Regions from separate parts of the Homo sapiens genome. Here region 1 is linked to region 2. Evidence: chromatin contacts called from ENCODE Hi-C data. All regions are on one chromosome and are shown on one strand. Each heading gives the region's core, a stretch centred on a gene start or an enhancer-like site at or near the end of the contact. The rest is flanking DNA. Distances are from core to core; before and after follow the strand shown. Region 1 has its middle 260 kb from the start of TRQ-TTG4-1. Region 2 overlaps UTRN (utrophin).

Region 1 (5,553 bases), core at 702-3,201, 120 kb before region 2:
GGAGGATGGGGGATTGATCTCCAAAGGGAGGTCCCCCGATCCAAGTCATGGCAACAAATTTCATGCACGTCAGTGTGAAGAGACCACGAAACAGGCTTTGTGTGAGCAATAAAGCTGTTTATTTCACCTGGGTGCAGGTGGGCTGAGTCTGAAAAGAGAGTCAGTGAAGGGAGATAGGGGTGGGGCCGTTTTATAGGATTTGGGAAGGTAATGGAAAATTACAGTCAAAGGGGGTTGTTCTCTGGTGGGTAGGGGCGGGGGTCACAAGGTGCTCAGTGGGGAAGCTTCTGAGCCAGGAGAAGGAAATTCACAGGGTTAATCACTCAGTTAAGGTGGGGCAGGAACAAATCACAATGGTGGAATGTCATCAGTTAAGGCGGGGCAGGGCCTTTTCACTTCTTTTGTGATTCTTCAGTTACTTCAGGCCATCTGGGCATATATGTGCAAGTCACAGGGGATGCGATAGCTTGGCTTGGGCTCAGAGGCCTGACAGTTTACTCTTCCAAACCCAAGCCTCTCTGTGTCCATTCTCAATCAGCCCTGACATTTAAAAGACCTGTCTTAAACCAGATTTCAAGAACTCAGTAATATTCTACTTTTTCTCTTCCACTCTAAGACTCTCCTAAGACTTTGTCAAGATAGTAGTCATCTTCCTGCATTAGTGATAAACTCAGTTTTGCTTTATCAGCAGGTCATTTTAATGATTTGGAGGAGGAATTGGCATTTGAGTTTATTCATTTTCCACTTACCCTGCTTATGTTTTATTCATACTATTTATTATTACCAGGTACCTATATAATCATTTATTTGTTACTCATTTATTATCTTTCCCTCAGACTAGAATATAAGCTCTTTCGTGTCAGGGATCTTATCTATCTTATTCTCAGCAAAATTCCTAGAAACTAGAGCAATGCCTGGCACAGTAAAATCTCATTAAATGTAAATTTAAAAGAGTGAGCTCTGCAGTTGTGCTGAGATGGGATCAAGGAGACAAGGCAGAAATAGAAGCCTATCCACATTCATCAAGATCGAATGCATTTCTGGGTGCCTGGAAGGATTAGAGAGGCTGTAGAAAATCCCTCCGAGTCCTGCACAACAGCACTGCACCACCAGAGCACAGATGCCATGGGGCCCATAGGGCTGTGTCCAGGGGATTCTGTGTGTTCCAGCACCCCTACCTCTCTGTAGCAAATGCAAAGCTTACCAGTGCTCTGTTCTGCCTTCCTCTCCTACCTCTCCTGTTTGCTGAAAGAAAGAGAGGCACGGTGGTGAAGCAACATGTCTGGGAACACTTCTGGTTCTGTTGGCTCTTCCTCCTGAGATGTCTGCCCTACATAAAAGCTGGCCAGAGTGAGGCTGCATGAGAAGCAGATGTTGGGCACACTCTCAGCCACAGCAGCTACTGGAGACACAGTCATGCTTTGGGAGGAGCATCTATACCAGGGCAGCCAGATAAAAGACAGAATGCCAAGTTAAATTTGAATTTTAGATACACAATGAATTGATTGTGGCATAATAGGACAAATAATTCATGAGATATATGTACACCAAAAATTAATGTGTTGTTTATCTGAAATTCTAATTTAACTGAGTGTCCTGTATTTTTATTTGCTAAATCTGGCAACTCTAATTTATACACTTACAAATGGGCACATGTAATAAATACAAGGGGACTACTGAATGTACATATCCCCAAATATTAATCAAGGATAACTTGTGTTTTTGTCAATTTTTAAAAATATATAAATCCCTATGACATAGTGGTTTCCCATTCAGATACCATAAAAATACAGCACTGACGGGCATGTGCCAAAACAATTAAGTAACACATACAGGCATAAACAGAATTCACTAACTAAATCAATACTATGTGGAAATTAAATATTAACCAAATGGAAACAAGCAAAGGAGTCAGCCACCGTTGCTCATGTTTTGGCAGAGACTCAGAGGCAGACAAAGGGGTGGAAAAGCTTGGAATAGAGAAAAGGGGGTTCAAACGTGCCCTGATCAGAGACTGCAGGCTTGGAGCAGGCTAACTCATCATGGAGCACGTCATATGGGTGCATATTTGGCTTTCTCTGGTTGGTCCTAAATGAGAAGTGGCGACAAAAAATAGGGGAGCTGTCAAGTATTATTGAAGTCCTGGTCTTTTTTTGCTAAATGTTACAGGGGTGATTGGCTTTCTGGATTGTTCTTAGAGGTCTGACTTCATGCAAACCTGACTTGGCTTTTTCCTGGGCAGGTCGCTGTCTGTAATGGGTCAGAGTTCTGTTTTTATCTACAGTGTGGCCATGGTCTGGATATTCAGTCCATCAGCTGTGAAGCTGCACTATCCAACCTGGTAGCCACTAGCCACATGTGGCTATTTGAATGTGAATTAATTAAAATTAAATTTAATTAAAAACTTATTCCCTCTATCAAATTAGTCACATTCCAAGCATTCAGTAGCCACATGTGGCTAATGCACTCTTAAATTGGATAGTGCAGATATAGAATCTTCCTGGCATTGCAGGAAGTTATATTTGACAGCACATGAGAGGACAAAATGCTTTTAAAACTTTGTTCATTAGACTTTCAAACACCTCTAGGAAAACACAAGCACCATTATTACCCCACTGGAAAAGCTCTACCTTCTCCATTTTCCCTCTGAGTCTCATTTCTTCTGTTTTTCCACAACTTTACATTTCTTATTCTCCTTCTTCATTACCAGACTGTGCCTTTGCCCTGTTTTGTGCTTTCCTAGTTTGCTGAGTTGATGGTCTCTTTTTTTCACAAATAGTTTTTAAAAGTTACTCTAGTGAACACTTATTGTCTAATGCTGCTTTTCTAGAAATGACTTCCTTTTCTGCTACCCACAAGCTTACCCCAGAAGCTGACACATTTCTACAGTGTGTCACCCCACCCTCAAACACCATGGTCTCATTGATTCAATGCCTGAGACAGCAATCAGTCCTGGGAATTGGGAAAGCAATTCTTTAGCTTGAGAGAGCAAGAAATCTGCTTCCCACTGGGTCACTAGTCTGCGATAAGTAACTGTTATCTGGAAGCACGAGGTACCAGCTCTTTTATACAAGGCCATAGAGCCTGTGAGAAAGCAATGAGAGAGAGTCATGAAAGAGATGTACAGAAGACGCGGAAATGTGAGATGGAGGAGGACTCTGGCTTCCTTGCAGCATTGCAATCTTTACTTTGGTTCCTAAGGTCTAGTTGCTTCATTGCCCTCAAATTCAATGACATGGTCCATGATCTGTCCAATAAATTTTCTTTTCTTTTTTTTGCTTAGAGTAGTTTGAATTGATTTTTGTTATTTGCAAGCAAAAGAGTCCTAATCAATATAAACTACAATCAAGGGAATTTGGAAGTTGCCTATTTAGACCCTTTTTCTTTCTCAAAGTGTCACATGTGATCATCAAGCCCTTCTTTACTGCTGGTTGGCAGAAGATGTGTCATATCTGAAGCTAATCTCATGAAAAGAAATGAAGAGACACAGGATACACCTGTTTTTAGAATAAAGTAGTTTAATTAATAATGCTTACTTCCCAAGTTCTACCAATAAAAAATAGAAAAAAAAAGAGGTGATATTTTCTGTAATATTATTTAAATCATTAAGGTTCCATAATCATTTCTGACAATACAAAAAAACTAATTCTTACCTTTTTATTCACTTATTTATTTATTCAATAAATATTTATTGAACATTTTTATGTGCTGGGTACTAAGAACATTGGGGTTTCTAAAAAAATAACTTCTGAAGTCTGAAATTCTGACTTTTGCATAATTACAAAATGAATACATGTTAAAGATTCTATTCAACTTATTAATAAGAGAACTGTCGGAAGGTAATCCTCTCTCTGTTACTTAGTATTCCTGCACCGTATGTGTCTCCTTAGCATAACAATTGATATGCTATAATGACAGAGAATGCCTCCTCTTTTCCCTCCCCCAAGCATTTGCTTTTCACATATTAAGGGTGTCCTTCATGGAGCTGTTTGTCTTCTTTATGATGAAGACACTTGCTCCCATTCCAAGATGAATACAATATTTTTTATCTCTCCCAGAACCAAATATTTATTTTCCAGAGTAAAGACCTTCCCCTCTTCCATGACAGGACTTGTTTACATTCTGAGTAAGATAACCAGGTAAAAACTAATATCTCTCTCCTTCTCTAGAGGGGAAGAGGGAGTAGATGTTTCAGCTTCTGTATAAGCTCCAAGCTGCTTCATAATTTTGCAGTTTCTCTCCTGTGGTACAACCCCTGTACTCAGAGGTATAACCATGTGGCTGTCATTGCAGCATCCAATATGATGCTGGGCATGAGAAACCAGTGTTACACTGTTATTGCTGTGAATAGCAAAGGTCTAATATCCTACCTAGCATCTGATGTTTCTGCAAGTAAGGTAACATCTCAGGTTCTTCACACTTTCTGACTTGGGAAGTAGTAAAACATTAAAAACTGGTTCAAAGGAGAATTTGAAGAACAGATACACAAACACACACCCACACACAAAATCAGAAATGCTGAAATAAATTTGTTAATAAATATAAAGCTGGTTAATACCCTTTATGGCAATAAAATGTAATGTTTTGACCATTATCTCTTTGATGAAACATAAGCTACAAGATAAGACCTTGTCTTTGCATTCCTATGCATGGCTATCTGTTTTCTGTAACTTCTATGCATATAAAACTATAAGATAGCTTAGTCAGTAGAAAAATAATCAAAGATGCAAACTCTTAGAACGTTGATAATGCTAAGATAGATACTTAGAGAGTGGAGCTGCAAAGGGTCCACTAGACCAGTGGTCCCCAACCTTTTTGGCAATAGGGACTGGTTTCATGGAAGACCATTTTTCCATAGACAGGGAGGCAGGGGATGGTTTCAGGATGATTCAAGTGCATTACTTTTTTTGTGCACTTTATTTCTATTATCATTACATTGTAATACATAATGAAATAATTATACAACTCACCATTATTATCATAATTCTACAACTCAGCATTATTAACTGAGCTACTTTATTCTAAAAACAAGTGTATCTCACTTTCCACATTTTATCCTGTGTTTCTTCATTTCTTTTAATGAGATTAGCTTCAGCTATGACACATCTTGTGCCAGCCAGCAGTAAAGAATCTGTGGGAGCCCTGAGCTTGTTTTTCTGCAACTAGATGGTCCCATGTGGGGGCGATGGGAAACAGTGACAGATCATCAGGCATTATATTCACATAAGGAGCGTGCAACCTAGATTCCTCACATGCACAGTTCACAATAGGGTTTATGCTCCTATGAGGATCTAAAGCCACCACTGATCTGACAGGAGGCAGAGCTCAGGTGGTAATGCGAGTGATGGGGAGCAGCTATAAATACAGATGAAGCTTCAGCCACGTGAGTGCTCCTCACTGCCTGCTGTGCGGCCCAGTTCCTAACAGGTCATGACCAGTACTGGCCCCTGGCCTGGGGCTTTGGGAACTCTGCACTAGGCAGTGCCCAGTACTCTAATGAAAGGATACCCAGAAACCTCTTGCCTATTTTTAAGGCTTGGACAATTTTTTTCT
Region 2 (5,650 bases), core at 3,031-5,530:
GTCACTAGAAAAAAAAGAAATCAAGAAATACTGTGTAACAAAGGAAAAACTAAATAAAGCCTTGATCACAATGCATCCTTGAATGGAAATGGTGTTTTAAAATCTCTGGCGTAAGAATGACACTGCACATTGACTTGTACTTGCAGAATCTTATTTACAAAAGCAAAACCTTAGACGATAAGTTTCTATGGGTCTGAGTGGAAAACATCTTCTCCGAAATCTGTTCTGTCAGAATTGCTGGTAGAACTAAGAACATAAATTATACCCACATCTACAGAAAAAAAATTAAATGATAGAACCAACAGAATGAAAATGGAAGCAAAATTTAAAAGTTGTGTGGCTGTAAACTACTAAGTACTGAGTAGCTTCTAAAATGACCTGAAAAATCACTTGCAAATCAATCTTAAGGAAATCATTCTGCATATACTACAGCCAGCTTACTTTTGCCAAGGAGGCTATTGGTTTGAAACAATCACATACACTAACGACATCTCTTGGCTTATCAGCATGGCTTGACAGGTATGACTGACATCTTCTTTCTAAATGAAATTTTGTTTTCTGCTGAATACTCCCTTGGCAGATAGCCATTCTCTCTTTTTCATTGGTAACATACCCTTGTACTGTTAGCACATTTTAGCAATGAGCCTTGAGAAAATTACTGTTTCTTAGCCTCTCTTGCTGATGTTGGTGACCAGTGCAATAAAAACCAAAGTTATTGGGTGGGGGTTCTAATTGGAATTTCAAGGGACTGAGTTAGCTGGGAAGAGGCATGCTGCCTCTTCCTCCCCACTGGAAAATGGATCTGACATCCAGAAGAGTCACTTTGTTAGCATGAAGTGACTTTGAAGATGGAAGCCACATGTTAGGGATGACAGTGCATGAAAACAGAGCTAAGGGCCCAGGTGGTCACAGAGAACAGTCTTGGATTACCTACCTTCACTCTGTTTACAAGAAAGAAAACTAAAGTTCTAATTTATTTATGCAACTACTATTAAGGAATTGTGTATGATTCTAACTGAAACAATTCCCAGCTTACAAAACATTATGTAAATCTAAGATTTCATTAACATTTTATTTGGAAGTAATTAGTGAAAAACTCTAGCAGTATTTATAAAAGTTCGGGGAAAATGAAATATATATATATATATCTTGGGTAGAAGCTTGATAGAAAGACAGTCTGAATGAAGTTAAGATTATTCTATAATAGACATATTCCTCTATCTTTATTTCTGTACTTGTCTTTCCATTCATTCTCTGAAGCCACAGAGAAAGATGCATCTCTTTACAACTAAACTAATCAGACCTATTCCAACTGGACCCCATTTTACTATTGGAATTGTTCTTATATTCATTCCCTTCATGTGTAATCTTTGTGCAATAATTAAGTCACCATTAGCTTGAAGAAACCTTTGCTTGCTCACTCTTGTGCCTAAACCAGGTATCAAGTCTGGACATATTTCTCTCTCATTCGAAATACAAATTTTAGATGTACTATATTCTCAATGTAGAAAACAGGAAAAATATAAATGCAAGTAAAAGTAAGACAATATATCACTTACCATCTTCCAATTTTCAATATCCTGACATATTTTAAGTTATAGCTAGATTTCTTAAACAAGTTGTTTGCACATATTCGCCTATGTATTTTCCTGAGCCATCTTTATAACGACACGGATAGAATCCTCTCTAAGATTCCCAATGACTTCTGATTCAAAGAATCTTTCTGATGCACTTAACACCTCTACCATCTTGCTAAAGCACACTATGCGTCTTTATTTCTCTGAAGAATCCTGTTCTGTCCCTTATTATACCTCTCTCTAATCTTGCCTTTTACTGAGCAACATCATTGTCCAGGTTTTTCTGGCATTTCCACTTAATGGAAATGTTCAACAACACACTCATAGGTTTAGCTACTATCACACTAATGATGTTATTGGTAGTAACAAAAAGAGCCAACATTTACTGAATGCCTACTCTGTGATAGGAACTGCCCTAGATACTTTCATGTATTAACTATTCCTATGAGGAAACACTCATAGAATTTGAAGTTGAAGAAACTCAGGTTCAAGCAGGCCAAGTATCTTATTCAAAGTCTCAGCACCAAACAATAGATCCAGGATTGAAATCCAAGTAGCCTGACTCCAGAGCTACTTCTCAATACACTATCTCCTGAATATCCTCCCATAACCTTAATCTCTGACCTGCTGGTCAACTTCACATCTCTATCATAGAGACATTTACAGGTCAATTTGATAGTACTAGCAGAAACTTAAACCCTTGAAATTTAACACTTCAGGTTGTTCACCCTTTATAATTGCTCTTTCATATTTTTCTTATTAAATATTTCAAGTTAATTCAAAAGTAGGGAGAATATAATAAACATCCATGTCCCACAACTCAGTTAAATCTTAATATTCTACATAGTTGCTTCAGGTCATTTTTAATTTAAGAAATGAAACTTTAAAGGTCATTCAAATATTTAATGTTTTTAGAGTATTTTATCCTCTCCTTCACTCTCTACATCCATCAGATGCTGAGAAACATGGTCCCTCATGGCATCTCTAGGTTATACCAATGGCCATATATGGCAGATTTTATATATATCTATATATGGCAGTCTCTTCCCAAGTCAATTAATCTGGATCTTTCCCATGGCTTCACATTACCGTTTATATCCAGAGTAATATTTTTGGTCTAATAATTAGTGCTTTAAATCAATTGCTCTTTTCAATACCATTTAATTACTTCTTAATATTAAATCTCTCTCTCCTAAAAATCTAATCTGCTTTTTAAAACCATCTTGATTAAGAACACAAACTGGAAAACCAAAGGGTTCTGGATTTGAATCCTAACTTTGTCTCTGCACAATCGGCTGCCTGGCCTTGGGCAAGTTGACTAATCTTGGAGTCTTAGTTCCTTTATGTGTAAAGTAGAGGTAATACTCCCAATCTTACAGAGTTATTAAGAAAAGTGACTAAAATAACAAATATAACACCTCTTAGCACATTGTCTGGCATAAAGTAAACAATAAATAGCAGTGATTATTAGCTTTGATGACTACATCTCTCATTTGAATTATCTTCCCAGTAGTAGACTGACCTTGCCACATTCCAGCTATTCCCTCTCCCATACATCTATGTCTACCAGATACTCCAAATGTAGCCATTCCAAGAACCCTGCTGCATTTAAACTGTGACTTTACCATTCTTCTTCTTCCAACATTTGTGCTTTGACTTCCACTGGAAGTCATCTATTACCCTAGCTGTCTGCCAGGCTAATGCTCACTCTACTTCACACTACCTACCTGTCTTTTCCTCCTCTTAGAATGCATAGCAGCAAGGCCCTCTGACCTCACAATACTTTAGTCTTCCCAACTACACCATAATGCATGAGAGAAGAGAACTTTTGAATTTTCATTTCTTATGTTAGCCATCCACAGAGAATGCAATGATATGCTTCGTACAAACTATTATGCTGATAAAGTCAGTCAAATGAAAACAATTCTGTTTAATTCAAGATACTAATACTGATACAATATACAACAACAACCAATCCCAGCCCTCCTGATTTGACTCTCCCTCAGAGAATCACCGTATTGGTACTTGATCTTCTGGTACGAATAAAAGATACACATAGGGCCAGGTATGGCGGCTCACGCCTGTAATCCCAGCACTTTGGGAGGCCAAGGAGGACAGATCACATGGTCGGGAGTTTGAGACCAGCCTGGCCAACATAGTGGAACCCAGTCTCTACTAAAAATACAAAAATTAGCTGGGTGTGGTGGCATGCACCTGTAGTCCCAGCTACTCGGGAGGCCGAGGCAGGGGAATCGCGTGAACTTGGGAGGCAGAGGTTGAAGTGAACCAAGATCGTGCCACTGCACACCAGCTTGGGTGACAGAGTGGGACTTGGTCTCAAAAAATAAATAAAAAAAGACACACACAAAATCTTGAATTTCCCTACTGAGTAGGCTTATGTTGTTTCATAATAGATTTCCAAATTAAACTGGGGCTATTTTCCAGATTCCCCCCAGTAGAGAAATATAATATATTCAAGAGGTCAAATGCATACCTATGTTAAGAGGAGTGGATCAGGATGTCCAAAAATGTCCACCTTAGGACAAACCACAGACTCTGCACTGTCGGCTTTGGGGTCACAAACTGAAGAGTCTGACACACTGATTACATTAAAGTATGGCATTTAGCAGTGCTCCTCATGGGAAGAAGTCGGGTTAATGTACTTCACATCAAACTTGGCAGAAATAACACAAAGTAATTTGATTACTTCTCAGCTGGTAATTAAACATTGCTTCCTGCTTACTAAGTTTGACCCCAAGACCTCAGAATATTTACCAAATTCCATCAGGGTTATATATTTATAATCAGCCATACAGTTTTCATGGATGAATCATTTCTGTGACCTAAGTAAACAGACATTCATAAAAATCTCTGGTTCTGATCCAAGTAGTGTAAATGACAATAATAATAGCAACAATAATAAAATATGCTTCATGTAGTAGTTATAAAAAGAAATGCTACTTTTAGATAGATGAGACATACTGAACATACCATTTATTTAGAAAGCAAACCTCCAAATGGGAATGAATGGGAATGGAGGATGGACGTACCACTGAGATTACACAAAGGAAACAGAAAATAGCCTCCTCCAGCACTGGCACGCCTTACCTGAACCCGACAATTGGACATTCTTTACAGATGTTGCATTTGGCCTGATGTTTTGCAGTCTCCGCTGCTGCCACTCGATGTAAAACTGGGAGCCAAACCATGGACTGTGGTTCCAAATGCATCCAATCTATAAACTCTTTCACACTTATTTCTGGTTTATTGTTATTCTGGTGAAAAAAGAAATATATTAAAAGTGAAGAAATGCCTTCATTTAAACTGTAGCTAGTGTTGTTGCTTCATAATCTTCTGAAAATTTGTGCAGAAGAGGAAACTATATAACTCTTTCCATGTCAGTTAAGTCACAATGCTTTAAGGTTCTTCAAGTCAAGAAAATTCTAGAACTTATGAGTAGAAAAAGCAGAAATTGTCACATAGGAAGAAGCAAAAAAATACCAAGACTTCAATATACTCAGATTTTGAAAGAAACAAAAGCAAAAACCCAAACCACTCAATTTAAAGTCATCTTTTTACATAAATAATTCTGTAAAACTCATTTGGCCGGGTGTGGTGGCTCAAGCCTGTAATCCTAGCACTTTGGGAGGCCGAGGCAAGCGGATTGCCTGAGCTCAGGAGTTTGAGACCAGCCTAGGCAACACGGTGAAACCCCGTCTCTACTAAAACACACACACACAAAATTAGCTGGGCCTTGTGGCGTGCACCTGTAGTCCCAGCTACTCGGGAGGCTGAGGCAGGAGAATCGCTTGAACCTGGGAGGCGGAGGTTGCAGTGAGCCGAGATCACGCCACTGCACTCCAGCCTGGGCAACAGAGCAAGAATATATCTCAAAAAAAAAAAAAAAAATTTCATCTAAGACAGTAAAAACTTGTGAAAGACTCACCGATAATTTTACAAACTTGAAGGCCATTATAAATGCTAAATAAAAGCTGTCATTTTTGTGTGTCCTGCTCTAGTCCCATTATATCATCACACAGAAAGCATATTGCTATGGATGTACTTTGCAGAAT

What was found. A loop is a pair of places that touch in the nucleus more often than their neighbours do. Pooled maps may share reads with other maps.
Region 1: a loop to region 2 is called in a map of PC-3, with 5 times the contacts of the local background. The contact joins two enhancer-like sites. A Hi-C loop is called at or near these places in 5 of 168 maps with a recorded cell type or tissue (HCT116, PC-3, PC-9 and 2 more) and 3 of 50 pooled maps.

Annotation. Positions count from the first base shown.
Region 1 is chr6:144,918,114-144,923,666 of GRCh38, reverse strand. No RefSeq gene overlaps it. Among named protein-coding and RNA genes, the nearest start is that of TRQ-TTG4-1, 260 kb to the left of the region's middle. Within about 2 kb of position 1,951, at least 2 of the 41 ENCODE cell types and tissues checked have a DNase peak (open chromatin) inside an H3K27ac peak, as active enhancers do.
Region 2 is chr6:144,797,026-144,802,675 of GRCh38, reverse strand. It overlaps UTRN (utrophin), which reads right to left. Exons shown (of 75, transcript NM_007124.3): 64 at 4,686-4,852. Among named protein-coding and RNA genes, the nearest start is that of TRQ-TTG4-1, 380 kb to the left of the region's middle. Within about 2 kb of position 4,280, at least 3 of the 41 ENCODE cell types and tissues checked have a DNase peak (open chromatin) inside an H3K27ac peak, as active enhancers do.